2 separate regions of the Homo sapiens genome follow, and region 2 is linked to region 1. A link is a loop called in an ENCODE intact Hi-C map of the cell type or tissue named here. Cell type or tissue: HCT116. All regions are shown on one strand. Links, peaks and the distances in the headings refer to the core of each region. The heading gives the core; the rest is flanking DNA. Region 1 has its middle 100 kb from the start of LINGO1-AS2. Region 2 has its middle 44 kb from the start of LINGO1-AS2.

Region 1 (15,459 bases), core at 4,235-12,234:
GCCGCCCTCTCACATGTGACCATGCCTCCTTCTTCAGAGAAGGTGACTCGAAACCCAGAGAGTCAGCTGTGTCTTGCCCAAGGCCATGAGGCCTGCAAGTGGCAGGGCTGGGGACAGAACCAGGATCTATGTCATCCCAAGGCCTTTCGTTACCCCATGCTGCACCTGTGCCAGGAAAACGCTGCTGGGGGACAGAAGGCCAAGGAGATAGCATCCCTGGAAAATGTTGGCCCTGCCTGCCCCAGCCCCTCTCATCCTTCCATTGTCTCCCCCAAGGTGGACTGCCCACCACACTGGCTCCCCGCAGAGCCCCACCACTCAGCCAGCGACAGGAGCCTAACAGTAAAGACTTTTGTCCTAAAAGTAGGCAGCTGAGCTAATTAGCAAAGGCTTTCTCCTTTCCTTGGTGAAGACATTATTTCATCATCCAAAGCCAAACACAGCCCCATGGTGTCCGGCAAACCCACTCAGGCAGCTGGCAAAAGCAACACAAATCGATGGGCAGCAAGAGGCCTTCTCCGGCCCAGCCTCCCCACAGGGCTCTGGGGCTCTGTCCCATCTTTTTGACAAATGCCAGGGAAAAGAAAGGAGCCTGTGTTGGATGGGAAAGATTACAGGTTGGGCAATAAGGCACAAAGGCCCCATAGACAACCACAGCTTATTGTCACTTCCAGATGGAATCAGCCAACCCTAGGTAAGGGAGGGAAGGAGAGGTAGGGGCTCGGATTCTGACACCAGAGCAGGCTGTAGCACTGTAGAGGGGAGGGGAATCCCACTGTGTCCCTGTGCTGGTCAGCCTTCCCGTGTGCCCACAGGACAGAGGCCAGCCCCTCATAGGGCACTGCAGACCTTCCCAGGCTCACTGCCACCAGCTGCCCTGAGCCCATTGGATGGACTTCTCACCATCACTCATACACAGACCAGCTTCATTCCAGCCCCTTCTTCAGCAACCAGCTTCCCCCTCCCTTCTGCCTCTCTAGGCTGGGTGCCACTTCCTCCAAGCAGCCTTCCTGACTGCTCCATCCTACAGGGACCTGCTCTGCCTCACATCTCTCAAGTACTTCTCACAGACACCACAAAATCAAGCACATACATAGTGTCATATTTGCCATCCCTGGCTTTCTCGCCGTTGTCATGGCTGTGGCTGTTGTTTCATGGGTCCCGCGTGCTGGAGAGAACAGAGACCTGACTGCCTCCAACTAACCTCCATCACCGAACCTGGTATAGAGGCAGACACACAGTAGGTGCTTGCCCAGTGTTTGCTGACCAAACACTAGGAAGTCCTTCTAAAGCTTCCTTGTAATGCAATGGGGAGTTCAGAGACCAGGGCTGTAGGTCAGCTCTAAAGCTAAGCTTCCGTGGGCCCTTGGATAAGTCACTGGCATTCTCCTGGCTTTGGTGTCTGGCTGTGGAAGTAGGACTTGGGTCAGAATGACCTGTGGAGGCTATGTTCAGCTGGGAGGAGACTCTGCGGGCCTGGCTGAGCCAGGCGCTGTTCATGGTGCTGAATCTGGGAGCAGCCCTCCCTGGGGCTGGTGGGCACAAAAGATGAACATCGTCATGGAGACAGAGGACTGGGGGTAGGGGGAGGGAAGTAGGGTGCAGCTGAGAGAGAGAGTTTATTTGGATTGCTGTTTCTGGGCACTGCCAAGGACTGTCAGCATGGGGCCGCTTGCTCACTCAGTCTGGTGGAGGAGGGTCAGCCTCAGCCATCAGGGAACCAACAGCCAAAGACACAAAGCCATATTGAGAACACGGTCTGAGGGAGGAGAGGGCTGGAGGCACACACACACCAAGTGTGCACACACAAACACACACACGATGTTTATCTAAACAACGTATGGCAGAGCCTTACAGGCGTGAAGTTTGCAACACAGAAAGTGCCCTCCTGGGCATTGCCACTCACCCAAAGAGGCAGGGAACCCCTTATGCACCCATTTAACAGAGGAAAAAAGTGAGGCTCAGCTTCTGGATCCTTCCCACTTCCAGTGAGTGAGAAGCTACTGCCCAGTCTCTTCCTTCTCCAAACCTTGCCAGGTGCCTGTCTTCATGACAGAGAAGACAAAGAAGGCATTTGCTGTGGAAAAGCAGGAAACAGGCCCAGAGCTGGGAGAGAGAGTGGGAGCAGGGATGGGGGAAAGGAAGAGCAGAAAGGCAAGGGGGAAGGAAAGGGGGAAAAGGGAAAAGGAGGAAGGGAAAGAGTGGGGCAGAAGGGAGAGGGAGGGAGCAGGAGCAAGAGGATGGAAAAGAGGGAAGAAGGGAAGGAAAAGAGGAAAGGAGGAAGGGAGGGAGTGAGGGGGGAAGGGGATGGCAAGAAGTGTGGAGGGAAGGGAGGGAGGGGAGAAGGAAGGAAGGGAGGAAGGGAAGAGTGGAAGGGAGGGAAGGAAGACAGATTCCCCCATTCTTGAGAAGCAGATCTTGGCAGGGCCCTGTGCTGGCCCAGCCACCGTCCGCTTCTGAATAATTTCTCCGGCAGAAACTCCATAATTATGGATAATAACAATCACTCTGATTTGCATGTATTGAGCACCTTTCAGCCCAAGTTCTCCAAGTGCTTTGCCAACATTAATTAATTCATTAGGCACACCCGCCTCCCAGGGACAGGGCGACAGGACGCTCCACCCAACTCAGCACAGCTGCCTCTGGAGTGCGCAGTGGGTGGCAGTCCCAGCCTAGGCTGTGCTGGGGGTTCTGGGGGTGGGGCTCTGAGAAGGAAGAGCCTGCAGAGTGGCCCCTCCAGCCCTAGGCCCTGCCTCTGGCAACCTCCTCAGAAGTCAGGGCTGCCCTTTGTGCCCCACAGTGCAGCGTCCTTGGCCTGGCCTATCAGAGGGCCACGGTGAGGGTAGGTCCGGTAGGCAGAAGATGGCCTAGCCCAGCTCTGCCCTCAGTCACTGAGGACCCTGGGAAATTCACAGGCTTCCACGAAACTCAATGTCTTTGCCTATAAGATGGGGCCTGGTGGTCTCCAGCTCCCAACGCTGTTGTGAAGCTTGAGGCAGGCCATGCAGGTAAGACACTTTTTGACTTATCTGGGGGCTGTGCACACAAAAGGTATGGCCTCTCCCTCTGCCAGCCACGTCTGTAGGGAAGGAGACCAAGCCACAGATGGATGCACAACTCCCTTGAGGCCAAGGCCCTCCTACTAGGACCAGACTGGAGCACAGCCAGGTCCCCACTCAGTTCGCTTCAGGAGCACAGCAACACCCCTCCCTCCAAAAGGCTCTTGGTACTCTGCTCCTGCCCATCCCAGGCCTGGCCCCATGCTGGCCTAGGGGAAGGGAGGTGACCCCAGGGATCTGATGGGGAAGGAGGAAGCTCCCCAGGCCAGGCACAGAGTCTTACTCAAAAGAGGGAACTCTGGGGTCAACAGGCTCCAGCCCCAAAGCAAGCTAAATATGAAGTCCTCTCTTCCAGGCCCTCATGGTAGAAATGAGGAAACTGAAGCATGGAGGGGAAGCAGCACAGGCTTTGGCGTCAGACCTGGAATTGAATCCTAGGACCAACATTGATTTGTGCTGTCACGCTGAGCAGGCCACTACCTCCCTGACCCCGCATTTCTTTATCTGTAAAATGAAATAATACACTGGGATAATGTGTGTAGGGTGGCAGGCACAGTGCTGCCTGCACTGTAGGGGCTTAGGAAATAGAGTTGCTATCATTGTTTATGTTACAGTTATACCTTCTGGTTAACACCTTCCCAAGGTCACAAGGAAAACTCCATAACCGGACCCCCACCTGCATTTCAGATATTTCCTGGGCACCTACTATGTGCTGGGCATTCTGCAGCCACCTCTCCAGCTCTGTGCCTTTGTCAGTGGCCCCACCCCACCTGGCTGCCTCCCTGTCTCCCCCACACTCCCACCTCCTTCCCGATGCCACACATCTGCCCTTGATGTTTCCTCCTTCCTCCCGCCAGCAAAGCTAAATTCCCCTTCAATCTTCCAAAGGCTGATCCAGCCCAATGTGGTTTAACATTTAACTGCTCCAAAGTTCTTCCTCATCCTGACTCCTCGGTGGGAGCAGGGTCTCCTCCCCATCCTGTCTGGACAGTGTGGCTCAGCAAAGGCTTGCTGGTGGGAAGTAGGGGGGTGGCAGGGTGTTGAGGCCAGGCTAAGGCAGGGCTGGAGAGGCTAGAGAGCCTCAGCAACAGGGAGGGCATGGGCCCAGGTACACGCAGAAGGGCCAGGCAGGCCCAGGCTAGACCCTGCCCCATCCAGCCCACTTTCTTCACTGCAGGGTCCTGATCTCTGCATCCCTCCTCCTGTGATCGCAGCAACTGACCCATCACATGTGGACAATGCTTTACAGTTATGGAGCCCATAACTCTCATTAAGGTCCACAAGGAAGACTGGGCCCAAAAAAGCTCGGACATTTTGACACCCACAGTCAAAAACATGTCCACACACAGAGGAATGACACAATCAAGCATGCATTCTCAGACATACACACAACACACACAATGACACACACTCACAAATGTGTTTATACATGGTTTCACAATACACTGACATACAATGACAGACAGACAGACACACACACACACACACACACACACACACACACATTCCTGCACACAAGGTACCATAAACATACACATACATACCATCAAGGGAGGGCCAAGCCGGGGCTGGGAGCCCAGGCTCAGCAGCCCTGGTTGGTGAGGAAGTGAACGTGACCATTTTCCCGCATCTGGCGTCTAACTGTCTGGCTTTCAATTACTTCTGCACATTTTCATCGCAGTGTTAAGAACATCAACATGCTAACTTGAAAGACAATTGCAAAGGTGTCACTTTAGGAGAACGTGCTCAGGGGAATGACCCTGAACCACCATGCCACCCACTCTGCCTCCCTAGAGGGCACTGAATGTCCCCACGTATATACACCCTGATACTCCACCGCCCCCCAATGCCAACGTGCACCACCTCGCACACAGACTCATCCATGTTCACACACTCATCCCTCAGGGACACCTTGGAGCTCAGCCTTGGGGAGGGGCCCCCACCTCTGCTGTGCAGGTTTCCCCACCCATACCTTCAGCCCCTACAGTCTGGGAGAGGCAGAGGGGCAATAGGAAATGAAGCCCAAGCCTGGGAAGGATCCCACAGTCTTTGGGCAAGGTTAGATGCTGGAGGCCCTACTGCCCCACTCCTTGGCCAAGCCACCCTGCCTTCCCCTCCCCACCAGTGTCAGTGTCCCTGATTCAAGGGCCACCTCCTCTAGGAGGCCTCTCTGGCTCCTCAGGGATCATCTTGGTTTGACATTTGAGACTTTGATATCTTTGAGATGGGTTTTCTTGGGCAGTCTGCCGCAGGGGCCCAGGCTCTGGTCTGACAGGACAGAGAATCTGAGCCCCCAGAACAAGAGTGGCCAAGGCTGGGCTTGTCAGGCACTGACCATGCACAGGGTTTGACTCCAGCATCATATGGGGGGTGGTCCACTCAGCCACAGAAATACTGAGGTGGCTGTGGGAACACCACAGAGGTGGAGGCTGGGCCCCCACAGGCTCACAGGGATTCCTTTCCATTTTCCTGCCTCAGTTCCTTCATTGGTCGATGGGGATACTGTGAAGACCAAGTCAAGGTGTCTTTTAATCTAAAAATATTAATACCACGTAGATGTCATGGTCTCATGGTATTTTCCTTGCAGGGTTCTATTCCCTCCATGGACCGTGAGCCAGAAAGATGTCATTTCAAGTCCCCAGATAAGAGGAGACTGGGTGCGGGGACAGGGCAAAGAGAGCCAGCAGGGGCAGGGAGTTGTCCTAAGGGACAGATGGAAGAGGAGGAGGAGAAAGCAAGGCACCATAGGCCTCCTAGCTTAAGCAAGGGCTGGCTGGAATGCCCCAGAACAGGGGCTCAGTCCCCAGCCCTGGCCCAGGCGCCAGGCATAGGCCCCCCATAAGGAGCCCAACCTCCGGCTCATTAGCCCAGACCTGCTCGTTAATCACCGTGGGCCGCCTTTCCCTGCCTCGGCTGTGTCAGGCCATAATAATATATGAAGAACACTCATTTATTCACCAACTTCCCACTCAGGAAAAATATATGACACTGTAGGAATGGATTTATCCTGACACCCAGCTTTCAGCAAAGTGAGGCTAATTTAAACATTTAAGTCAACAGCTCGCCCCTCCCTCGCCTCCCAATTTTTGTTTTAATGGTGGGAAGGTGAAGGATGGGAGGGAGGTTGAAAATGTGCAAGCCTGCATGGTTCGAGGGTTAGAGGCAAAGGAAAGGAAAAGGGGTCTTAGCCAGGCTCCCCTCTGGTCTCTCTCCCACCATGCATCTGGGCCTGTCTCTGAAATAAAATCAATGCAACAAGTAGGTACAGAAGAAAGAGCACTGGACTGGAGGTTGAGAGTCCGGCTTCACCCCTCACTGACTGTGCACCCCAAGGCGGGCGCTCCCCATCTGCAGGCCTCCGTTTCCTTTCCAGCTTCCAAAGCCAACTCACTTGACCTTTCTTGGGTATTTCCTCTACCCTGTGGCCCATCTGCAAGCTCTGAGAGGAGAATGGCCAAGACAGCCACCCTGGAAGAGAGAGACAGCTGTACCTGGGGCAGTTCAGAGCCAGCAGGGGCAGTCAGGGTGTGCTTCATGGAGGAGGCCAGGCTTGAGTTTGGGCCAGGAGGACAGCCAAGCCTCGTATTCTTGATGAGCACATTCTCTGGAATGAGATGCCTGGACTCAAATCCCTGCTTTCCCATTTACTCTGTGACATTGGCAAGCTGCTTACCCTCTCTGTGCCTCAGTTTCCTCATCTGAAAAACAATGAGACTGCCTCCTATATGGGGGTTTTGGGGGGATCAGATGGGGCCACCATCTATGAAAAGCCCCTCACACCATGCTTGGCACAGAGGAAGAACTGTGGCAATGAGAGGATCACCATTGTCGAGGAGGGGGCGGTCAGAAGCGGGGGGAGGAAAATAGTTGGGTGAGGTCCTGAATCTCCCCAGTGCTATCCCCACTTCAGCCTGGGCCTGTCTGAGGTGTTCCAGAGTGGGGTCCACTCCACTCAGCCCATAGGGAGCCCACAAGGCCCCTAACAGAGAGAGCACCTGAGACCAAACCACCCCACCCTCCCTGAGTAAGGAGTAAAATCAGGGCTTTCTCTGAAGACCTGGAAAGCACTTAACAGCAGGGCTGGCAAGTAAGTAGCAGGCACACAGGGGATGGGCATGTGACCTACGCAGATTAAATGCCCATGTGTGTGCAGCCACCCATGCACACGCACATGCATACCCACACACTACCTTGCACATTGCTTCCCCTTCCTTCACTGGCCTCTGGCTTGAGGTTACAAGCCCCCTGTGGCCCCTCAGCACCCTTGGGCCTGAGAGTGAACTGGCATGGAGGAGCGGTGTGGACTGGAAAGCTCTGCCCAGATTGAAGGCTGGAGGGCAGCTGGGAGGGAGGCCAGGGGCCCGCAACGCCTGCTAACTCCCCAACTGCCAGAGGCAACTCGGTCCAAGTGGGCCTGAGGCAGCAAGCTGTGGGCAAGTTTCTCTCAGTTTCCCCACCTGAAAAAATGGAGCCAATTACACTGACATCACAGGGTGGCTGTCAACAGTAAGTGAGGTTGTATATCGAAGCACCAGGACCAGTGCCCAGCACACCATAGGTGCTCAGCAAGCGTCACCTTCACCTCGATGCCCCTTCCCCTAACTTCAGAAGTGCAGGGGAGCTGAAAGAAGTATTTGTCTCATGCCCAGCTGAGAAAGGAGACCACATTAGACAGTGACGCACTGGAGCCGGCGACTGGGGAGAAAGGTGCCAGTTTACATGGGGGCGTCTACCTCTCTGTAAATCTTGCTCTAATTGAGTGTCCTATTAAAACATGTTGATTGGTAATACAGCTGTTTTAATAAAAGAGTCCCTGTGTTATTTTTTAAAGTCATAAGTGAACAAACATGCTGAGCGCTCTGCCCTGGCCACGGCCGTGGGGAGCCTGGCACCTGAACCACACCTATAACCAGGGCACTACTGCTCACCTGGTGCCAGCCAGGGCCCACCCCGGAGGGAGGGGATGTGGCCCGGAAATAAACTGCCAGGTCTCAGAGCCCCACTCACCGCCTCTCACAGTGGGCCTGGGTGACGATTCTAAGGAGGCGGCTTTTTTTTCCTCCTTAAAAGACAGCGCGGCAATGACTCATGCCTGTTTCCCTGCAGCAGCCGTGTTTCTGGTTGTCATTCCACACACCTGATGACTCTCTCCTCCGTGGTGAAGGTAGCAGGGTGCCTGCCGGGGTTGGGGTAGGGAGGGGAGGGGAACATCTAACAGCCCAGGCTGAATATGGAGAGGCTCAAGGAGGTGGGAGACCAGGGGGCCTCTGGAGTGAGCCCAGCCACTAAGGGTGTCCAGGCTCCCGTCCCCCAGCCCCACCAGGCTTCAGTCCCTGTCTGCAAATGCAGGGGCTGAACCAGCAACAGGGGTTACGAACTGAGCAGCAGAATGTTTTGTTTGGCCTGCTCAGTGGTTTTTTAAAAGATTAGAATCAGTTGCCAACTTTTGCAAATTACATAGGAATCTGGATTTCTGGTTTCTCTTGGAAAAGTTGAATCTGGCCACACAGGGCCTGCATTTATTTCCACATGGGAGCAATCCGCTGGGGCTGATGGGTGGCCCTCCAGTTATCCACGGTCCTTATCAACCTGCTTTGCTCATTTCCAGCCCCTTTGCCTGGCCCCTGGGGCATCTGAGTTTGAGACCCATAGGCTAGCTGCTCACTGGGAGCCAGCCTCCAGTTCTGAGGTTCCAAATATCTAAATCTCCCCCTATGTCCTGCCTGGGGCTGGAGGAACTGGGACACAGGAGGAGGAATAAGTGAGTACATCCTGGGTGCTGGGAAAGGAGGTGAGGGTAATAGGACTCACCACTGGGCCCAAACTGGGAATATGGCCAGAAACAGAAACCACAGAAATTTGCTAAAAAGCTTTATTTTGTTGTGATTGTTAATAAGTATCTTTTTTTTTTTTTTTTTTTTTTTTTTTGGAGACAAGGTCTCACTCTGTCACCCAGGCTGGAGTGCAGTGGCATGACCTCAGCTCACTGCAACCTTTGCCTCCCAGAATCAGGTGATTCTTTCGCCTCAGCCTCCCAAGAAGCTGAGACTACAGGTGCGTGCCACCATGCCTGGCTAATTTTTTTTTTTTTTGTATTTTTAGTAGAGATGGGGTTTTGCCATGCTGCCCAAGCTGGTCTCGAACTGCTGAGCTCAAGTGATCCACCTGCCTCCCAAAGTGCTGGGATTACAGGTGTGAGCCACTGCACCTGGCCCAAGTATCCATTTTTAATTCACATCTTTCTATTAAACCAAAAATTTGCTCCAGTGCATTGGGTGGGGCAATACAGGGACCCACCACCAAATTGTGAACACAATGCAAATTGTGAGGAACAAGGCCACAGCAGCCCAGTCCACAGGCACAGGACCACTTGCAAGCAAGCAAAGGCTGTCCTCACAGTCTTGCTGATGGCGCAGAAGTTGGGACAGGCATTCTTTATTTTCATATTTGGGGACATAACAACCAGTTTAAAGGGCTGAGTTGTAATTGTTCAAATACACGTAATGGGCTAAAGGGCTTTTTTCTCCGTGACTGTGCTCCTTTGAGTTAAGATGTCTAGACTACAAATGCCATTAATCTGGTCCAAGTCAGGCACAGGACATTCCAGGTAACTCATCTCCCACCATAACTAAGTGCTCAAAGGAGAGATTCTGACAGGAGTTGCAGAAGAAAAGGCCCCAAGGGCTGGGGAGCCAAGGCAGCTTCTCAGCTTCAGGGACATGGAGTGGAGTCCCCTCACTAGGTGTCTGTAGCCTCTCTGCAAGGCTCTCCTCTCCAGGGGAATGGCATCAGAAGAGATGACCCAAAGGAGCTCATTGAGGCCCTGTCACATGCCCAGCCCCTGGAGTCTCCATCCCTGGCATATAGCCTCTTTGAGCCTCAGTATTCCCATCTGTGGAGTGGACATGAGTGATGGAGTGAGGCCGGGATGTGATGTGCAACTCCACGCCAGGCCCTGACCCTTTCTGACCCCATGTCTCCCATCTCTAAAATGGGGCTTTATGACCTCTTGGGTCTTTTGAGGCCTAGAGTTTGATGATTCGGCCCTTAATTCACCCTGGCAGGTTTGGCTGCAGCCAGAACAGCCTGAGGCTTCCTGGTACTTGAGGGTGAAAGAGAACAAGGAGAGGCAGAGGCAGCATTAAGCAGTCCTTGCTGGGGGAAGGCACAGTGGACCGAGGCGTGGGTAGAAACTGTGGCATGAGGACAGTGTGTGCAGGCCAGTCTTTCAGGCTCCTGGCTATGGTGGTCAGGTCTGGAGGGTGGGGCCATGGTACACACCAAGCACATGTGTTTGCTACGCTCAGAGACTCAAATGCAAGAGCAAAATACAGAGTCTCATAGCTCCAGAGGAGCAGGCCGTGGAGAGGCCTCCTCCAGGAAGCCTATCCTGACCACCTTCTTCCCTGGATTGAGACCAAAGACCCAATTCAATTCCTAGCCAGGCCCTCAGAGTAAGATGGAGTGAGGCCCTAAGAGGAGCAGATACCTGCCCAAGGCCACTTGGTGGCCCTGGGCAGAGCCAAGGCTCTCTGAGGAGCCCCCTAAATTCCTGGGCTTCAAGGCTAAGAGATCTGGATTAGAGAGGGAAAGCACACAGGGGTCGAGGCTTTGAACACCAGGTCTTTGGCCAAGCGGGACCACCCTCCACCCAAACTCTCAGCCTCCTATCTATCTGGTGAATACTTTTCCACTTTCAACACTCAGTCCACAGATCACCTCCTCCATGAAGCCTTCCCTGACCCACCACCCGAGAGACAAACCACTTCCTCTTTGGGACCACCCGTGCCTGCCAAGCAGCCCCCCACACCTCTTCCCTGCCCCAGGGCTTTTGCTGCAATACATACTTACAAACCTACCTCCCTACAGGGCAGGGAGCTCCCTAAGGGACTGAGGCTGATTGCCCTCTGTCACCCCAGCACCAGCTCCAGGACTGTGCCTGGCACGTAGTAGGTGCTTACCAGATGTCTGAGGAACAAATGGAAGACCAAAAATGAGGAGCCATCAGAGAACTGCCGAGAAAGGGAGGTGCCCACCCCGCCCTCGCCCGGCTGGTGGAAGATGCAGAATTAAGCACAAGTTATAATTAAGACGGGATGTTTGAAGAGAAACATAATCCCCGTTTCTGTGGGATCGGCGGGCACAACAGTAATTAACGTCTCATTAACATTCGCCTAATTAAGCAGTTTATGAAAGTGTATGGATTTACATACTGCCACGCCAGGCTTGCTCAGGCGCCTCAAAATTAACCCCTCAGGCCTGGGTGTGCCAGGAGGTAGAAGGCCAGCCTGGGGCCTGGAGAGGAGGAGGGACAGGGATATAAGTGAGAAGGGGTTGGGGATGGGGATGGCCCCCTGACTCTGGGGACCCAGTACCTCCCCCAGCCCTCACCCATCCCCTCTCCCCAGTCACTGGACCAAGTCAGTTTCTCAAAAAGGACCTTTTACAAGGAAATGAAAGGCACTGGATCCCCTCTACCACCACTGCAGGCTTTGCCCACCCCCCACTGACTGACCCTCGAATATGTCCCCATGCAGCCCCACTGCTCTGCCATTCTCCCAGGTGCCCACCCTTCCCCCATAGCTCTCCTCAGGGAACAAATCTTCCACCTGAGAGCACCTTTCTGGCTTTAGGAACTCTTACCTGCATTATCTAACTCAGCCCTCCAGCTCCCCCAGGGCTGCATCTGCATCATGCCCTTTCTATCCAGGAGGAGACAGGCTCAGAGAGGTCCAGAGCCTGCCTGAGGGTCCGGAGCTGTTAAGAGGCAGCACCCAGGGCTCTGTGATCCCAAAGCCCCTCCCACTTCCCCAGGCAGCACAAACACCCCATTGCCAGCAAAAACACAGGGCTTCTGCCATGGGAAAAGGTGGCCGCTCATCCCCCCTTCCCCTGGACACTAATTAACCACCCTCCCCCAAGTCTCCTCAACTCTCAGCCCAGACACCTCGGCTGGAGCTGAGCTTGAATCAAAGTCACCTGTGACCATGGCGGGAGGCCTCAGTTCTCCAAAGGAGAACAAAGAAAGGGGCCTTTTAGGAGGGTGTCAAGGATCAAGTAACGCATTTTCCCCCACAGCACTTTGAAGCCTTGTGCACTGTATGCATTTTAGTTATTCATTAATTATCCCACTCCTGATCCCCACTCCGTCTGCGTTCATGCCCACCATATGTGCACCTGGGATGCCTGTCATCTCTCTGCCCCTTCCAAGGGCAAATTAGGACAACTTTTCTCAGTGATAATTTAGCCATATACATCAAGAGCCTTAAAAATGCTCATCCCCAACAAGTAATAAAAAGCATAAGCCATAAAGGTGAGAAAGTTGACTTTGTTACCATTTAAATCATCCGTTCAACAAAAGACATTACAACGGGAAAAGACAAGCCACAGATGGACCAGAAGAATATACCTGCAGCATAGATAGCTGACAAAAAAACTGTTTCCAGGCTATATAAAGAATTCTGCAAATCAATAAGAAAAAGACAAATCACCCACTTTTTTTAAAAGGCAAAGAATAGGAACAGGCAACTGGCAGAAGAGGAGCGCTGAAGGGCCAGTAAACACATGAGAAGGCTTGCTGAAGCTCAGCAGAGTTCCGAGAAATGCCACAATCCTTCACTCATTAAGTTGGTGGACAGCTAAAAAGCCAGAGAGTGCCAAGCATCGCTGGAGCAACACCAACTACTCATACGTTGCTGTTGGCCATGGAAGGTGATGCAAGCACTGGGGGGAACGATTTGACCTTATCTTGTGAAGCTGAAGATACATGTATCCTACCACAGAGCAGTTCCACTCCAAGAGTCTCCCACATGCACAAGGGGAATGTCCACAATGCTCACAGCAGCCATGTTTGTAAGAATGAAAAGGAGGAATGCTGCAGATATCCACCAGCAGGAAAGGAGGTCCATGTGGATGTGCAGATGAACCACGGCAGATTGAAGGCATGCATTGCATTTACCTCCACTTCCTTCCAAAACCCCATCACAACAGTGAAGAATCTTTTCTGTGCATAAATCCACAAGGACCAAGAATGAAAGAAGAGGAAACAGCAACATGGTTTTGAAAGTTGGAGAGCAGATGGATGAACGGTGATTTGTCTGGCAGAACTGGGAAAGCAGGCCTGGCATGGTGGCTCATGCCTGTAATCCCAGCACTTTGGGAGGCCGAGGGGTGCAGATCACTTGAGGTCAGGAGTTGGAGACCAGCCTGGCCAACATGGTGAAACCCCGTCTCTACTAAAAATACAAAAATTAGCCAGCTGCGGCGGTGCACACTTGTAATCCCAGTTACTCTGGAGGCTGAGACATGAGAATCGCTTGAACCCAGGAGGTCGAGACTGCAATGAGCCGAGACCGTGCCACTGCACTCCAGCCTGGGCAACAGAGCGAGACTGTGTCTCAAAAAAAAAAAAAAACCAGAACTGTGAAAGCAGAGTCCTAAGCCCCTCTCCTATTAACTGGTAGAATCCAAGCTCAGGAACTGGTAGCACCAGGCACCCCTAGACACAGGAATGAAAGACTGCTTGGAAGTCTGTATGAGAAGCAGACAGACCCCAAGGAGCTCCTTCTCTACCTCTGCCCAGGGAAGACTGGTAGTGAGTTTTTTCCAGTGGGGAGGATCAAACTGAGGGTCTCTGGCCTGGAAGGCACCCAGCCCACCCAGCCTGGGTGGAGAGTGGGGACCCATACTGAAAACTGAAGGAGTAGTTGAGTTTGTACGCTGAATTTCAGGTCCAGATCCCAGCCTTCCTCTCCCACTCGCTCCAGAAGAATCAGAGTCCTTCTAGGAGATGCTGCCATTGGGGCTTCCCTGTGAACTGGCCCAGGAAGATCAGCCATGGGGCAGCCATGGTTGACAGGCCCACCCCTGCACAAGGGACACCAGCCTTTAGCACCCCACTCCTAAATAGAAACAACCCACTGAACATCGTCAAGCATTTGGATGTCAGCTCCACCAGCTCAGGGACTTCTGACCATTTGTTCAGGGCTAGAGAATGGAGCTGGCACATAGGTGGTACTCAATAAATGTTTGCTAAGGGAATTAACTGAGGGAATCTCTAATATGAAAGACAGAGTTCCAAACAGGGAAGCAAACAGAAACAAAAGTGCAATGTGAAAAAAACAAGTGGCTGGGTCAGCCAGGCATGGTGGCATGCACCTGTAGTCCCAGCTACTCCAGAGGCTGAGGCAGGAGGATCGCCTCAGCTTGGGAGATAGAGGCTAGAATGAGCCATGACTGCACCACTGCACTCTAGCCTGGGTAACAGAAGGAGACCCTGTCTCAAAAAAAAAAAAAAAAAAAACACACAAACAGAGAGAGAGAGAAAAGAAAAGAAATGGGCAATGCAGACAGAAGGAACTCAAAAAAAAAAAAACCTATCATTTTCCGCAAAAAAAACTCAAAATATGGTATCCATGAATAAGAACTGATTGCAATACATTTTAAAGAGAATTGATATGATTTGGCTCTGTGTTCCCACCAAAATCTCACCTCGAATTGTAATCCCCATAATCCCCACGTGTCAAAGGCAGGGCCAGGTAGAGGTAATTGGATCATGAGGATGGCTCCCCCTTCATTCTCGTGAAGTGAGTGCGTTCTCATGAGATCTGATGGTTTTATAAGCATCTGGCATTTCCCCTGCTTGCACTCACTCTGTCCTGCTGCCTTGGGAAGAAGGTTGACTTCCGCCATGATTGTAGTTTCCTGAGGCCGTCCCAGCAATGCAGAACTATGAGTCAATTAAACCTCTTTCCTTTACAAATTACCCAGTCTCAGATATTTCTTCATAGCAGTGTGAGAATGGACCAATACAAGAATATTCACCAAATAAGAAAGAAGCTTTGAAATGTAATATTGATAAAGCAGAATTTTTAAAAAAAAATCCATTGGAAGGACAGATTGATAAAATTGAGATTTCCCAGAAAGAGGAGAAGATTTTTTAAAAAAGTGTAAAGGAGGGAAAAGATAAGGGAGCCAGAGTTCCCTCCAGGAAGCACAACATCTGGTTAACTGGGGTTCCAGAAAATGAGAAGAGAAAAACACAGAGGTTAGGAAACATGAAAGGAGCAATTCAAAAACTTTTCCAGAGCAAAAAACATGGATTTCCAATTTGACCCTCATCAAGACAGAGAGCACATAGTGAATTATCAGAACACAGGGAGAAAGAGAAGGTTCTAGAAGCTTCCAGAAAATAAAAATTCCCAGTAGCTTGCAAAGAATCAAATCTCAGAGCAACTGTGATTTCTTAACACCAGCACTGTAAGCAATGACTTTAGAGAGAGGGGCTCCTTTAAAATTCTGGGGGAAAAAAGATCTCCATTCGGAATTCTACACCCAGTCAGACTGTCAGGATTCAGGAAAGAATGAAGAAGTTTCCAGATATGCAAGGTCTCAAAAATGT
Region 2 (15,459 bases), core at 4,002-12,001, 56 kb before region 1:
CCGCCTCCCTTCCCTCCACCCCGGACTCTCCTCTTACTCCCTCCATAAGAGCCTGGAATGATGCCAGACCTGGGTGGAGGCCTGACAAGGCCACTGGTCAGCCAGGTGACCCCGGGCAAGTCCCTGAGCCTCTTGGAATCTCCGTCTTCCTGTCTCTTAGATGGAGCTAATAATACCCGCCCGAAGGCTGGCTGTGCCGGGGGTGAGCGCGAAGCTGGCATGGAGCCCAGCACAGAGTGGACAGCCTGCTCTGCCCACCGCGGAGGGCCCCCCTATCCTCCTCATCCTCACTGGCTCACCCAGGGCACCACCACCTCCTCCAGGAAACCCTCCCTGCCCCCTATCTCTGGGTGTCTCACACCCTGGGCACCTACAGCCAGAACCCCACCTCCGGGCCCTCCGTTTCCAGTGGCTGAGTAGGAGCTTCAGTTTTAGGAGACTCCCCTGAGCAGAACCGACCCCTCTTCATCTTCCCAACCCCCACCCACACACTCAGGACTGGGTACCGGGGCCTGCCCCAATTTGCAGGCTTAGAGTCAGGGGTTAGGGTGGCACCACAGGCATGGGCGGGGCCCACAGATGGGTGACACTCATGGGAAGGTGGTCAGCACCAGGGCAGCCGGGCCAGGAAGCCAGAAATCCCAGGACAGGGGTCTGCGAGAGCAGGGTAATAGCTGGACCATCAGCAGGACTGGCTAAGGCACAAGGCAGGGCTTGGGGCCAGGTCAGAGGAGCAGAGAGGAGGGCAGGAGCTTAAGGCTGCCGTGAGCTGTGATCATGCCACTGCACTCCAGCCTGGGCAATAGAGCCGGGGCTCAGTGCCAGGTTCCTGGTGCAGGGCTGTGTAGGGGCTGGAGCAGCTCAGGCCAGGAAAGGTCTTCGGGGTCAGGCGGGGGCAGAACTGACCTGTACGTGTGTCAGATGATGGTGGCAGGGTGGGGATCAGGGCACAAGGTGACAAGGTTCTGCAGACCCCAGGCTCTGTTCTCAGGGCTCCTATGCCACCCTCAACCTGTAGTAAATCCCTGGAATGGTTCAAAACCCCTTGCTGCAGATGCAGCCACTGCTGTTGCAGGGCCTGCGGGTGGGGACAATTCCAGGGTAAGACGCCTAGAGCCCAGTAGGACACACAGAAAGGAGGCCAACTCCAGGACAGGTCAGAGGCATGCTGTGTTACCCACTCCCCTCAGTAGGCCCAAAGGTCCAGCCCAGAGTTCCCACAGCCTGGGGGAGCTGCCAGTTCACTCATTCATTCACTCATTCATTCACTCATTCATTCAGCAAATGCCCTCTAATGCTTTCTGTGAATTAAGGGTACAAACACCCTGAGCAGGGTGTGGGGTGGAGCACAGGAAGGTGAGAGATGACAACTCGGGTGCTGTGTGAAAGCGGGAGCCTGAGGGGCTGTGGAAACAGGGTAGTGGGCATCTGATCCAGGGCTGCGGTTTGGGAAAGGCTTCCGGGATGAAAGGATCTTTGAAGGGGTATTAAAGGAAAACGAGTTGGGCTTGGAAGCAGTGGGGAAGGGCACCGCAGACTGCACCAGTGACAAGGCCCAGTGTCTGGAGAGGGAGAAAGCCCCCTCCTTCAGGCAGGGCCTAGTAGGCACCAAGAGGGATGGAGCTCTCATCCTAGGAGCCAGCAGGAGCTTGAAGTTCTAAGTGGGGAGTACCCAGAGTCTGGATTCGTGCTTCAGAAAGATCATTGCAGCCGCCACCTGGGGGAGGATGGATTTCAGGCAGGCGGAAGGACAGGAGGAAGTGAGTTAGGAATGAGGCAGTGGCCAGGGGAGAGGTGGGGTACAGCAATATAGAGGAGGGCGGATGAGGGAGGGTTCTGGGAGGCAGAAACTGCAAAGTGAGGACGGCAGTTACAATCCACAGTGCCAGCGTCCCACTGAGCATCCCCCACGCCTTCTGTCCAAACAGCATCTTTAACTCTGTAAAAAATCCATTAGTTACTTTGATCTGCACAACACTCAGGTGAGGCAGCCAGGCCAGGAATTCACTGCTTACTTAGTTCATTAATTCAACAAGCATGTGTTGAGTGCCTACTACGTTCCAGGCACCATTCTGGCCCACCCAACAGAAGGAAAAACTAAGACTCACAGACGCTGCCCAAGTTCTACAGGAGTGACCAGGACCTACTACTGGTTTGGGAACCCCGATGCCCCGTGTAGTTGGGGAAGGGGCGGGGTCACACACCAGGCAGGAGCTGTGGAAAGGGAATGCCTGACAGTGGGGCTGGCTCATGGTCCTCCGGGGCAGGGATGAGCCTCAGTCTGGAGGAGAAGCACCTCTTCCTCCAAGGCGGGAATGGGAAACCAGAGAGACATAGTGGGGTGGAAGGAGGCACAGTCGCTGGGAGAGGCTGACCTTCATGGGCTGGAGGCTGGAAAGGGTGAGGGGACAGAGATCAGGAATGGCAGGGCCATTAGGCCCAGCGGACTGTGGGCAGGGCCAGAGGGTGAGAAGGGTCGGGTGGGCACAGCAGGAGGATCGGGAGCAGGGCTGCCTTTTTGAAAGTGCCTGCAGTGAGAGGGGAGACGTGCAGGCAGAGTCCCTGAGTCCCTGCGGACAAGAGCAGGCCCCTGGACTGCCCTAGTGGGTGCCCCGTGCAGTGGCCTTAGGCTGCTCTGTGCTCAATAGGAGGCTACGGAGCCGAGAGAAGGAAGACCTTCCTCAGAGGTGGCTCCTAAGGGTCCAGGGATGTGTCAGGAAAGGCCAAGGGCAGCCTGACTGCCTCCTGAGCTCACTCACGCTGCCACGACAGGAGCTGCTGGTCAACTCCTCCTCTCCATTTCCCCCAAGTCCAGCCCTATCTACCCCCAACATTAGCATTCGCTGCTGAGGACCTTGGTAGTCCCCTCGTTTCCCTGGGCCCCACTCTCTTCATTAGCAAACTGGGGTGGCTCCAACCTCACCGATGGTCAGGAAAGCACGAGCCCAGACCCTGCACACAGTAAGTGCATACTAACCGTCATCCCTACACACAGTAAATACATACTAACCATCATCCCCCGCACACAGTAAGTGCATACTAACCATCATCAGCACACAATAAGCACATACTAACCATCATCCCCACACACAGTAAGTGCATACAAACCATCCCCACATAGTAAACACATACTAACCACCACCTGCACACAGTAAGCACATACTAACCATCATCTCCACACACAATAAGCACATACTATTATCCCCACACACAGTAAGTGCATACTAACCATCCCTGCACACAGTAAAGCACATACTAACCATCCCCGCACACAGTAAACACATACTAACCATCATCTGCACAAACTAAACACATACTAACCATCATCTGCATACAGTAAGCACATACTAACCATCATCTGCACACAGTAAGCACATACTAACCATCATTCCCACACACAATAAGCACATACTAACCATCACCTGCACACAGTAAGCACATACTAACCATCATTCCCCCCCTCTACCTCCCTGGTGGCAGGGCCCCTTACAGCCCAGTCCTCAGCATCCCCAGTGTCTCAAACACACTAAGTGCTCAATTAACTTTATGGGCTAAGTTTACCTGCTAACCAGCTGTTAGCAATGTGATCAGGTCAGAATTCTGCCCATTGGACCCAGTAGGGAAGGGGCTGAGAGGAAGGAGGACTTGACAGATGCCTCAGGGTGCAAGGAAGGAGTCAGCAGAGGCCAAAGTAACAGGGATGGTAGAGGCCCTGCTGTCACCACACACGTTAGCATTCTCAGGGTTTCAGGAGGTGGCTGGGGAACCAGCAGAGGGGAGGGCTGAGGGCAGGGCACTCCCAGGTAGAGGGTCCCTTGGCAGATTGGCCTCCTGCCCATCAAACCTGCTCCCGGCCTCCTCAGGGCACCTTCAGCCCTGAGAGCTCCTCCCCCCAACACACCTCTCCCTACCTTGGAATCTATCCCACTGTCTACCAAGCTCTCCCCTAATAAGAGCATTGCAGAGAAACTGAAAAAAGTCAAAAGAAGTTGCCTACTCTGGGAGAAGGGGCAGAGCTGGGAAGATTTCACAGAGGTGGCAGCTTTTCAACTGTGTGGGCCTCACCTAGCCCCTCTGTGAAATGGGATTTCTCTACTATGATGACAACAACTCTTACTACTACCACTACTAATAGTTAAAGCGTTTCGGGCACATACCCTGTGCCAGGCTCTGTGTGAGTACTCAGACAAATGGAGGCAGAGCTGAAGCCAAACCTGACCCTCCTAACTCTTAGTTTGGCTGGACTGGCTGGTGGAGGAGGTGACTGGGGCCCGAGCCTTGGGCCAGCTGCAGGCGGGGTGGTAGGTGGGGTCGGTGTTACCAGTGGTCAAAGTCTCCGAGTTGTATTACTCCAAGTGTTTTTCACATCACTGCAAGTAGCTGCTCCTGCTAAACCTGGGTGAGCAGGGGCGGGTAGGGGAGGGAATCTTCCAGAACCAAGCCAGAGCCAGCAAGGTCAGGGGTTGCAGATGGCTGCAGCAGCTCAGCTTGGTCCCCTCACAGTGTTAAAAACACTGGTGCTATGTGCGGCCTGCTACCCGCAGCCTCTCCCTTCCTGTCTTCCACAGGACAACCTCACCCACGGACCAGGCTTCAGCTCTTGGTCTAAACAGGCAGGAGTGGGTGGGAGGCCAGCATCACCATGGAAGAGGGACCAGGGGCAGGAGGAAAGCGGCAGTGTCCCCTGCTATGTGCACTCCTACACTGAAACCACACACTGTGGGATAGGTGTTCTTATTCCCACTTGACAAATGAAGAAACTGAGGCTCTGAGGCATATGTCCCTTGCCCAAGGTCAGGGGAAATGACAGAGCTGGGATGCACACTTAGCACTGTCTGGTTCTAAAGGACAAGGAGATGCCAAAGGCTGAAAGGTGAATGACACAGGAATTGGGTGCATCTCAAACATAACCAACAGGCCTGGGGGGTCTTTTTGGGGGAACCCTTCCTGGCTCTCCTCTCAGTGGCTGCAGGTCATCCCAAGCCCAGGGCCAAGGTGGTCTGGCAGCCTGAGGAGATGAGGAGAAAAGAGGCAAAGGAGAGTGAGAGAGGTCTCTTCTTTGGCTTCCAGCAGCTCTATACCCACCAAATTCCTGCCCCAAAGCATCCCACCTCCCTGGCGGGGTGGGAACCCCGGAGGCCCCAAGTTGATCAAGAGGCCTGAGAAGGCTTGTGATATAGTTTGGGTGTCTGTCGCCTCCAAATAGCATGCTGAAATGTGACCTCCTGTGTTGGAGGTGGGGCCTGGTGGAAGATGTTTGGGTCATAGGGGCAGATCATTTATGAATGGCTTGGTGCCCTTCTCGCCCTCTAACGAGTAACAAGTTCTCACTCTATTAGTTCCCATGAGAACTGATTGTTAAAAAGAGCCTGGCACCTCCCTCCACCCATGGCTCCCTCACTTCCTTTCTCTTGTCATGCGATGCCAGCTCCCCTTTGCTCTCTGGCACGAGTGGAAGCTCCCTGAGGCCCCCTCCCCTGATGCAGATGCCAGCACCATGCTTGTACGGCCTGCAGAACCATGACCCAAACATACTCCTTTTCTTTATAAATTACTCAGCCTCAGGTATTCCTTTAGAGTAACACACAAACGGACTAAGAGAGCTTGCATGGGGCCAGGAGTTTGGGGGTGTGGTTTAAGAGAGATGAAGGCCCAGCTGAGAGCTAGGACCCAAGCCACCTGGGGGCTGAGGCTAGTAGAGGGTGTCAGGGAGGCCCAAGAGAACAGGTGTCACAGATGGTGCCTGAAGGCCCACACTAGAGCTTCATTCCTTTGGGTGCTCCAAGGTGTTTAGTTCCCCCAAGGCTTTTGCACCTGGGAGAGGCAACAACTAGGAATATTGGCAGTGGATGGTAGGGCTGTGGGGCTCTACCCCATCCTCCACTAACACACTGTTTCTTGGCTCAAGTGTCTTGCCCTCTCTGGTTCCTAGTCATCCTGTCTGCAACATGAAGTGTCCAGGCCTACAGGCTGGGGGACACCTGCATCAGGCGGGTGGAAAGGCTCCAGACAAGCTGCCTCTCCCCATGCCAAGGGGAAGTGCTGACCCTGTTACAGCACCTGCCATTCCTGAGGGATCATGTGCCTGGGGTCAGGTATCACAGATGACCCCACCCTCCACCCCAGGGGCCTGGGGAGGAGGCTTTGCCTCCTTCAGTTGGTGTTCCCATTTGGAAAGCCTCAACAAAACACAGGCTGCATGCTCAGCACAACATGCCATGGCCTTCCTGCACCCTCTCAATGAGACCGTGATGCAGGTATCAGTATTCTAATTCTCTAGGTAAGGAAACTGAGGCTCAGACCAAAGTGGCCAGAAAGAGTTGCAGACCGGCCCCATGGTGGTGGTTTGGTTCAGCACCCCGGACAGCTGCCTTCCTGACTACCTGACTACCTCCAGTCTGCCTGGGCTACACACACACACACCAATGGCTAAGCTTGCTCTTCCCAATCCCTGATCCTATCTAAACTCCACCCAGCTTTTCCCAGCAGCTTCAGCGGCATGGCTGTGTTCTGTGCCATACAGCACTGAGACTTCAACAATGCAGCTCTTGCTCCCTAATACTTCTTCTGACTTAAATCTCATTCTCCCAGCAGCTCCTGGAGGGCAGGCAACAGTCTCTTTCCTTCTTTCTGTGACACAGTCCGGCCACACAGAGGGGACTGGAGAGAACCCACTGGCTTTGGACCAGGCAGATGTGAATGAGAACTGAGCTGGGAACTGCTGAGCACATTGCTTTGCCTTACTGAGCTTCAGATCCCCCAGCTGTGAAGCAAACTGCTCTGTCCATCTCGCAGGCTCGCAGATAAGCCACGGCAAGGGGCTACTCCTTCTTCATGTCAGCAGGGGCCTCCTTCCAACTCTCCCTGAGTCCCTTCCTCCTGGAACTTCACTTAAATTCTGGACCAGTTCCCCCATGAAATTTTCCAAATGACTCACAAATGGGGGGATTCTTGTAACTGAGAAATGTCAGGAAGGCCCAAGAGAACAGCTGGTATAGTGCCTAGAGTCCCACTCTTAGAACGTGATTGTTTCGTGTCCTCGTGGGTTTTCAGTTCCTACGAGGGTTTTGAGCCAGGAGGAGGGAACACCTAGGAATATTGGCAGTGGGAGGTAGGGTTCTGGGCCCCTCCACTACTAACACACTTTGTGTCTTGGAACAAGTGTCTTTCCCTTCTCTGAACCTCATCTGCAACATAAGGTGTCCAGGCCTACAGCAGGAGGGGTGGCAATCTTCCCACCACTTCCTGGAAGCAAAGGAAGAAATGCTTGTGGGGTGATGTCAGGGATGCTGGGAAGGACCCTCCAGAGCTCCAAAATCCAGGACCACAATGCTCAAAATGCCTCCAATGGGGCTGACACATTCCTTTAATCTCTAACAGAGAAGCCCGATCCTTGGGGTTTATGGGACCCTACAGACAGGCTATGCCCAGTCCCCAGCTGCTGGTGACAGGACCTGCCTGCATGCCTCAGACCTTGCAGGAAGGTCTCCTTGTCCATCCTCAGGCCTAGTTGGCCTTCCTAGGAAGTTTTGGCTTAAGTAAGGCTGAACTCACAGTCCCCAGTCTAGGCAGAAAGAGGAAGAAGATTCTATGGGGGACCCATAGGAAGAGAGCTCTGCCAAAGGTCCCTCTACCCCAGGGAGAAATGCTGAGGGACCCTGAAAAGGAATAAAGGGACAAGGAGTTTGAGTCCGGGCTCTCCCACTTAACTAGCTGTGACCTCAGAAAGACACTTTATCTTTTGAGTTCCAGTTTCCTCATCATCCTGTAAGATGAGGGCAATAATACCCACCATCAGTCCACAGGGTGCCTCACACATGGCAAGTTCTGAAGGATCTGCAGAAGCTACGACCATTCAAGCTTCTGCTCATCAGGGCTCAGAGAGGTGGCATCAGTCTTGAGCACTTGACTAACAGGCCCCATGGGAGAGACAAGCAGAGAGCTCAGAGGGAGTGTGGATGAGGCAGGGCCTCCAATCTGCCCCTGAGGCTACACATAGAGCACTATGCTGAGCTCCAACCATGGCCACACATTAAGCCCCGACGCTGGTCACATACTGAACCCCGACCCTGATCACAGATTGAACCCCAACCCTGGCCACACACTGAATCCCGACCCTGGTCAGACACTGAGTCCCGACTCTGGTCAGACACTGAGCTCTGACCCTGGTCACAGACTGAGTCCTGACACTGATCACACGCTGAGCCCCAACCCTGGCCACACACTGAGCCCCAACCCTGGTCACACACTGAGCTCTGACCCTGGTCAGACACTGAACCCCGACCCTGGTCACAAGCTGAGCTCTGACCCTGGCCACACACTGGGCCCTGACCCTGGTCAGACACTGAGCCCCGAGCCTAGTCACAGACTGGGCTCGGACCCTGGTCATACCCTGAGCCCCGACCCTGGTCACACACTCTAACCCTTGACACATTAAGCAATGGTCACACAGTGCAAGCCCTAACACCAGTCATAGACTGTGTTCTGACCCTGCATACATACTGAGCCCTGACTGTGCACACACTGAGCCCTGGTCCCACCCTGAACCCTGTCTCTGGCCCCACAGTGTAAATCCTGACCCTGGTTGCACATAGCCCTGACAGTCACCAGCCACCATGCCCAGTTTGCACCAGAGACCAGTGTCATGGTCTAGGCCCTAGGGAGGGTGGCCAGGCTCCCATCTCCTTGTGGAGAAGTTGCTGGGTTAATCTTCTGTCATATAAGCCGGCTCATCCCTGGCAGGGGCACGGGGAACCTGTGGGCCCATCCTTCTTGTTCCCAGTCCACACCCTCCCCACACCTTCCCTCATGCCACTGGCCTCTGCCTGAAGATACCCCCCTCCCCCTGCCATGACACACACACACACACACACACACACACACACCAGTCCACTTCCAGCACCCTGGACCTTGCTTTCCAGGTTCCCCGACCAGTTTTATTCCCTGACCACAACTCCACAACCCAAGCCCTGGAGATGCTCCTTGGCTCCCACCTCAGAAGATAGGAAGGTGGGATTCCTGGAATGCCGGAAGGAAAGGGTGCTATGCCTCACTCGTTCCCGGGGCTCACTGTCCAAGGGGAGACACTGAGGTCACTGGGAGGTGCGTGGTGGCCCCAGGGCTCCCGTCCTGGTCCAGGGCTCTTTCTACCCAGTCCTCTGGCTGCCTAGGGGTTTCCCTCCTCTCAGTGCCCCCACCGCCCAGCTGGCAGAGGAGGGCCCCTGTGGTGGGGACAGGCAAGTGCCAAGCACCCTCCCAAGACCAAGAAGGTGAGGTGGCAGGGGCTGGCAAAGCCTCGGGGAGCCACCCTGTCCTGGGCACTGCCACGCTCGGAAAGCCCTGACTTGGAGCTAATTTTTTACTTCTTCTCAGGCTGAACAACGGGATATTCTGGATCCTCTCAGGCACAATGGTGCCAAGGGGCTGAGCTGTTCCCAGGCTTGCAGGGTGGCTGAGGCCTTCTGGGCTGTGTGTCCTAGGGGAGAGTCAGCCACTGACTCCAGACACAGCCCCAGGTGAAGACCACCACGGTCACAATGGAGGTGAGGGGCCCACTGATGCCTGAAATCCCACCAGTCATTCACCCTGTGGGGCAAAGCACTGCTCTTCTCAAATGCAAGCTGAGATGGGGGCCAACAGCTCTGGGTCCCACCCTGGCTTGGAGTGCTGCCAGCTGTGTGGCCCGGGGTGGGCCGCACTTTACCTTTCTAAGCTTTGGATCCCTTGTCTGTAAGATGGGGATAATAACATATAAATCCCATTGTTGTCACAACTAAGATCCTGATATCCTCACCATCTCCCCTTGATGTCCCATAAACACCTCATCGTTCCTCGTCCCCAAACCACTCCTTCTCCAGGGCTCCTGCCTCAGCAAACATCTCCACCATCAACCCAGCTGCCCAAACCAGAAACCTCGCCTCCCTGTGATATCCCCACCCAACCCGGCACCTGTCCTGGGCCAGGCCCACCACGGCCTGCCAGACCCCCTGGAGTGGCCCACCTTACTCTTCTGTGTCCCTGTGTCCCTCTGCTCTTCATCCAGCAGCCAGGGCAGCACTGTTGAACCCTAAGTTAGATTAGGTCCCTTCCCTGCTTAAAACCCTCCAGCAACTTCCTCTTTCTCTTAGACCAAAACCCACCCACCCTCCTCACTATTGGCCTCAGGCTCTGTCTGACCCAGCCCTGACCACCTACCCAGCCCCACCTCCTCTGGTTCTCTTCCTGTTACCCCACAAGTTTCCTTCCAGCTCCTGAACACACCAAGGTTCTCCAGGACATGGAATGCTCTTCCTGCTCCTTGCACACAGCTCCTTCTTATCCATCTGATAATGGGATAAGACGCCTCCTCAGAGAAGCCCTCCCAGACTGCCCAGTCTCAGTATGCCAGAAGCCCATCCTGACCCCAAGAAGAACTGTGAGCCTCACTCGGAAAGGGGCCATGGCTGCCTTGCTCACTGTATGCCTAGCCCCTAGCACAGAGCCCAGAACATAGCAGGTCCTCAAGAAGCAGGAATCCCTGCTGAGGAGCAGACCAGAGACTCTACCCTCTCTGCTTCCCCAGCCAGATCCAGAAGCTATAGCCAGAGTCCCAGAGGAGATGCTGGCAGGAGAGACACATGGGTAGGCATGGTTCTGCCTCCGTGGGCAATGCCCATGGCTGTGGCTGTGCCAGGATGCCACACGGATTCCCTGTAGAAGACAGTACAGCTAGGGACTGAGCAGAGAAGGACCTGCAACTACTGAGACCATGCCAGCAGCTGGGTGTTCTCGAAACAAATTGCCTCAGCAGGTGGCAGGCTGCAGGCTGCAGGCAGGGATGCTGGAGGGGAACAGGATGTGCCATGTCTTCTGATGCTCCAGGAGAGAGAGAGGGAGAAGAAAGAGGGAGAAATGGTGGGGAGGAGGAGGAGAAGTCCAAATGGAAGTCTGCTCCACCCCACATTAGGCAGAGAGGAGAAAGAAAAGGGTCTCCACGGTCAAGCTCCCCTGGAAAGTAGAAGCAATGTAGGTTCACTTCCTGCTACATGCCCAATGATGGGCACCTGAGGCCTGTGGCCACAGACCCTACTCACCATGACTCTTGAAGCACAAATGATCCCAACCATTCTGCAGATGAGAAAACAGCTCAGAATGGCCACATGGCTTGCCCAAGGTGGCACCGCCAGCAAGAGATGGAGCTTAAAATCAGGTCAGAACTGGGGCACCAGGGATTTTAGCCAGACATCAAGAAAATCCCCTAAACAGGTCAGGGAAAAACCCTGGTCCCAGGAAGGGCTACGGTTCCCCAGAGGCTGCTGGGCAAAAGGACTGGACAAGTGGCTGAGGGCAGGAGGCTGAACCTATTGGCCTCCAGAGTCCCACCCAGCTGTGACGTTCTGCAACCACTGGGCAAGCTCCAGCAGCCTCCAGGAGGGCAGACTCAGGAAGAGGCTGGGCAGCCCTTGAGAACCCCTGGGGAAGGCTCTGACCATCAGGGTTTGCCAGGATGCCAGGCAGGAGCACAGGCACCAATCCAAGGTGGTTCTATTCTCTGTGGGAGGTCTTGACCTTCTAGGGCCACCAACAGAGACATGGGTGACCACGGGTCCCAGAAGAAAAGGGGCTGGAAAGGATGAGATGAGAGAAAGAAAGAGCTCTCTCCTATGGCCAAACCAGCCAGCGGGGAACCCTGTCCCACAGTTTTGACAGGCACCAGGCACCAGCTTGCCCAGAATTTCTGTCTTGCACAAGGTAATTACAGTTCTTCCTGTGTAATGAGATGGTTTTTAAAGGACATTCAAAAGAAATTTCCTATAATGAGGTGAATGGGTTTATAGTGTTAGACATCAAGGAAGCTGGTAATTGTTGGGACCCAGGCTGAGTCCTGGAGTGAAGCGACGAGTTTCCACATATAAAAGGCAAGAAGAGCAGGAGGGTGGATGGCAAGCCCTGGGAAGGAGGACAGACACTTTACCAGAAAAGTTTCTGTGACACCAGCAGCCCAGTGTGCCCTGAAGAGCAGAGTGGGGAATCGGGAGGCTGGAACCCTGTTGGGGCAGAGGAAACTGATGGAGCTGGGGCTGGTCAGGAGCAAGGGAAAACCCACAGGGGTGAAGCCACAGGGTGGAAGTCTGGGCCCAGAAGGAAAACGAAGGTACTAGGTTGAATAGTGTCCCCCCAAATTCATGTCCATCTGGAACCTCAGAATGTGACCTTATTTGGAAATAGGGTCTTTGCAGAGGTAATTAGTTACAAGGAGGTCATACTGGAATAGGGTGGGTCCTGATCCAACGACTGATGTTCTTATACAAGAAGTCAACTTGGCCGGGCGCGGTGGCTCATGCCTGTAATCCCAGCACTTTGGGACTTTGGGAGGCCAAGGCAGGCAGATCACCTGAGGTCAAGAGTTCGAGACCAGCCTGGCCAACATGGTGAAACCGTCTCCAATACAAAAATTAGCCAGATGTGGTGGTGGGCACCTGTAATCCCAGCTACTCGGGAGATTACTGGGTTCAAGGCAGAAGAATTGCTTGAACCCAGGAGGCGGAGGTTGCAGTGAGCAGAGATCGTACCACTGCACTCCACCCTGGGTGACAGAGCGAGACTGTCTCAACAAAAACAACAAAGAGGTCAACTTGGACGTAGACACACTCAGGGGAGGAGGCCACATGAAGATGGAGGCAGAGGCTGGAGTGATGCATCTTCAAGCCAAGGAATGCCAGCAACACCAGGAGCCAGAAGAGGCCAGGAATATCCTCTCCTAGAGCCCTGAGAGAGAGCACGGCCCTGCACCTTGATCTCAGACTTCCAGTCTCCAGAGCTGTGAGAGAGTAATTTCTATTGTTTTAAACCACCAGGTTTATAGTAATTTGTTACGGGAGCTCTAAAAAACTAATACAATAATTGTTCTAACAACTGCAACTATCTGGCCATGGAAAATGGCCTTAAAATGGGGTGAGCCTCCCATCTCCAGAGGTGTGCGAGCAAAGCTGGAGCATCCCCAGTGCCCCCAGTACTCTGGACAGCTCCCAAGGCAGGTTCAGTTAGTCTTCCATTTGACCTCACTGTATGCAGGGAGCCATACAGACAGGGTCATCATTCCCGTCCCACCGATTTGGAAACTGAGGCCAAGAACCTGCTCAAGAGCACAAAGTGGCCAGTCAGGGACAGCGGCAGGCCTGGAATCCCAGCATCCTGACCGCCAGTTTGGGGCTGGTTCAGGCTCACTGCCCTGGGTCTTCCTTTTGTGCCTTCTCTGTCTCTAGATTCAACTGTGGTTCAACGTCCTGGAAGGCAGAGAAAAACCCAGCCTTCCTGCACCCGGCTGTTCCAGACTGAAAGTGGCATCACTGCTGAAAGGTCTTTCCCAACTCTCTCCTGAAGCTTTCCAGTGGCGCTGCAGGCCCACTGCTTTGATGTGCCTGTCCTGATGGAGCCACAAGCTTCTCAGACATGACTTGGCTTATGGAGAAGCTACACTAGCTGGCAGTCCCTTGATGAGCACCTACGGTGTACAAGGCCCTGGTACAGTGAAGGGCAGGGGTAAACACAGGGAAGGTGGGAGCCAACATATCAGGGACTGAGTCCGTGCATATCAGACCACCCAGTGAGACCCCACACGGTGTCCCCAGACCTAGTTTGGCTTCTGACTGGGCATCCCAGACCCTCCTCAGGAGGATGGAAAGAGATGGCAAAAGGGTGGGTCTGAGAAGGGCACAGGGGAGTTGGAGCAGAGAAGAGGAGTCCCCGTGGAGGAGGAAGGGAGAAGAGAGGGTGGCCGAGGGAAGCTGCAGCTCCTATGGCTTCTCCTGCTCCTTCCAGGCCTCTGGAACCCCAGGGGGGCAGGGGCTGCCGTGGGCTGTCCCTCACCCCCACCAACACCCGGCACTCAGCTCCACCCTTCACGTGTCTGCCTGCATTGCTGGAGAACTTCATGGAGGCCCCTCAGCTCCGACACCAAATGAAGCAGGAGCATGGCCAAGCTTGCCAGCCCAGGCGGCCCAGCTCTAAATGCTGGTTAATTGGCGCTGAGCGGCAGAGGGACGTGAGGAATGGGCTTTGAAGTCACCTGGTGGGACTTGTCCAGCAGGAACAATGGGCCACCCAGCTGGTAGAGAGTCTCGGCTCCTAATTAAGAACCGCTTTGAACATAGAGACATCAGATTAATGAGGTTTACAGAGCTCAGTTTCACGGTGTGGCAGGCTGCCTCTGTTCTCTGATCGCAGTTTGATGCCAAAACCTTGTTCTCTAAATCAAAGGTTCTCCAGAAACTCCGTTTTCTGACATGCCTTGGATTTCTGCTGGGCGTCTCTGCCAGGGAGCTAAAAGCCTTCACCTCCATTCCTTCACTTTGCCGCGGTGCTGGCTTTTGTTTCGCTGAAGAAGACTTCACAGAGCTGGAACACCTCACACAGCCCACCTGCGAGGGAGGACGGGGCGGCTGGGGTAGCCCCATTTAGCAGAGCATGCTTGCTCAAGGTCACACAGCAAGCTGGCCAACCGTGCCGGGCCGCCAGGCCCCCAGATTGCAGGGCCTCTCTGCTCTTGGCAGCTTTGATGGTGCCAGGCCATGGAGGATCCACTGGCCAATTTCCCGCTGTTGGCATCTGTTCACAGGCCTCAGGGGCCTCTGGTTCACCATTCTTGGGAGAAGATTGAGACGTCTGCAGGAGGCAGCCCGCACGGCCTTGCTTTCTGCCTCTTCTGTTCCAGTGGGGCACCTTCTTCCCCAGCCCCCTCTCTGAGCCTTTGCTCACCCAGAGCCCTCCCTTCTTCCCCTCCAGAATGTCCCCTCTCTGATCCATTTCATTAAACTCGCACCTCCCTTCAAAACCCAGCTCAACCCTTGCTCCTCCTTTGCCACCACAGTCCCTGGATCTTTCTCTTCTTCCCCAAGAATTTCAGCCCCAAATCCCTGTTTCCTTGAACAATTGCTTCTTGCCCTATGTTCCACTGTTTAACATTACTATATTTGCTTATTATTTTGTCCTGTCTCCCCTATGAGACTGTGGCTTAAAGAGAGGCATGGTGCCTGTGTCACCTCTGTGTCCCCGACATTGAAGACTGGCCGATAACGAAGATTCCATCCTCCTTTGACACTCTGGGGGCCACAGGGAGAGAAGACACCTTCCTGCCCTGTTTCCCCAACTTCCAAGTAGGCCTGAGGCCTGCATCCTGCTTCCTTCATGAGGCTGCTGAATGAGTGTTGGTAAAGATGGCAGCCCTGGGGCAAAGACAGGGAGGCTGAGGAACACTGAGGCTTGGACAAGTCAATTCCTCTCTCTAAGCCTCAGGTTCCCTATCTGTAAACAGGGTTAGCCCGAGGATTCACAGGATGCGTGCATTAAAACTCAATCCTCACATCCACCTTGGGAGTATGTACTGTCATTCTGCTCTATTTCACAAATGAAGAAAGGCCCAGAAAAGTTGGAGGAGGCAGTACTGAAACCTAGGCAACAGGCGGCTCTGGAATCCAGCCT

The links. Peaks named below come from ENCODE experiments on the same cell type or tissue, not always from the same donor. Only the 100,000 strongest peaks of a DNase experiment are listed, where the experiment ranks them.
Region 2: a loop joins it to region 1, with 2.0 times the contacts of the local background. A loop is called at or near these places in 4 of 110 quality-filtered maps.

Annotation. Positions count from the first base shown.
Region 1 is chr15:77,751,957-77,767,415 of GRCh38, forward strand. It overlaps a transcript of LINGO1 not described here. Among named protein-coding and RNA genes, the nearest start is that of LINGO1-AS2, 100 kb to the left of the region's middle. RefSeq lists silencers at 241-438, 1,358-1,558. In HCT116, for the core only: no CTCF peak of the experiment used is centred there; a DNase peak (open chromatin) is centred at 8,145.
Region 2 is chr15:77,696,322-77,711,780 of GRCh38, forward strand. It overlaps a transcript of LINGO1 not described here. Among named protein-coding and RNA genes, the nearest start is that of LINGO1-AS2, 44 kb to the left of the region's middle. In HCT116, for the core only: no CTCF peak of the experiment used is centred there; no DNase peak of the experiment used is centred there; H3K27me3 peaks cover 2,600 bases.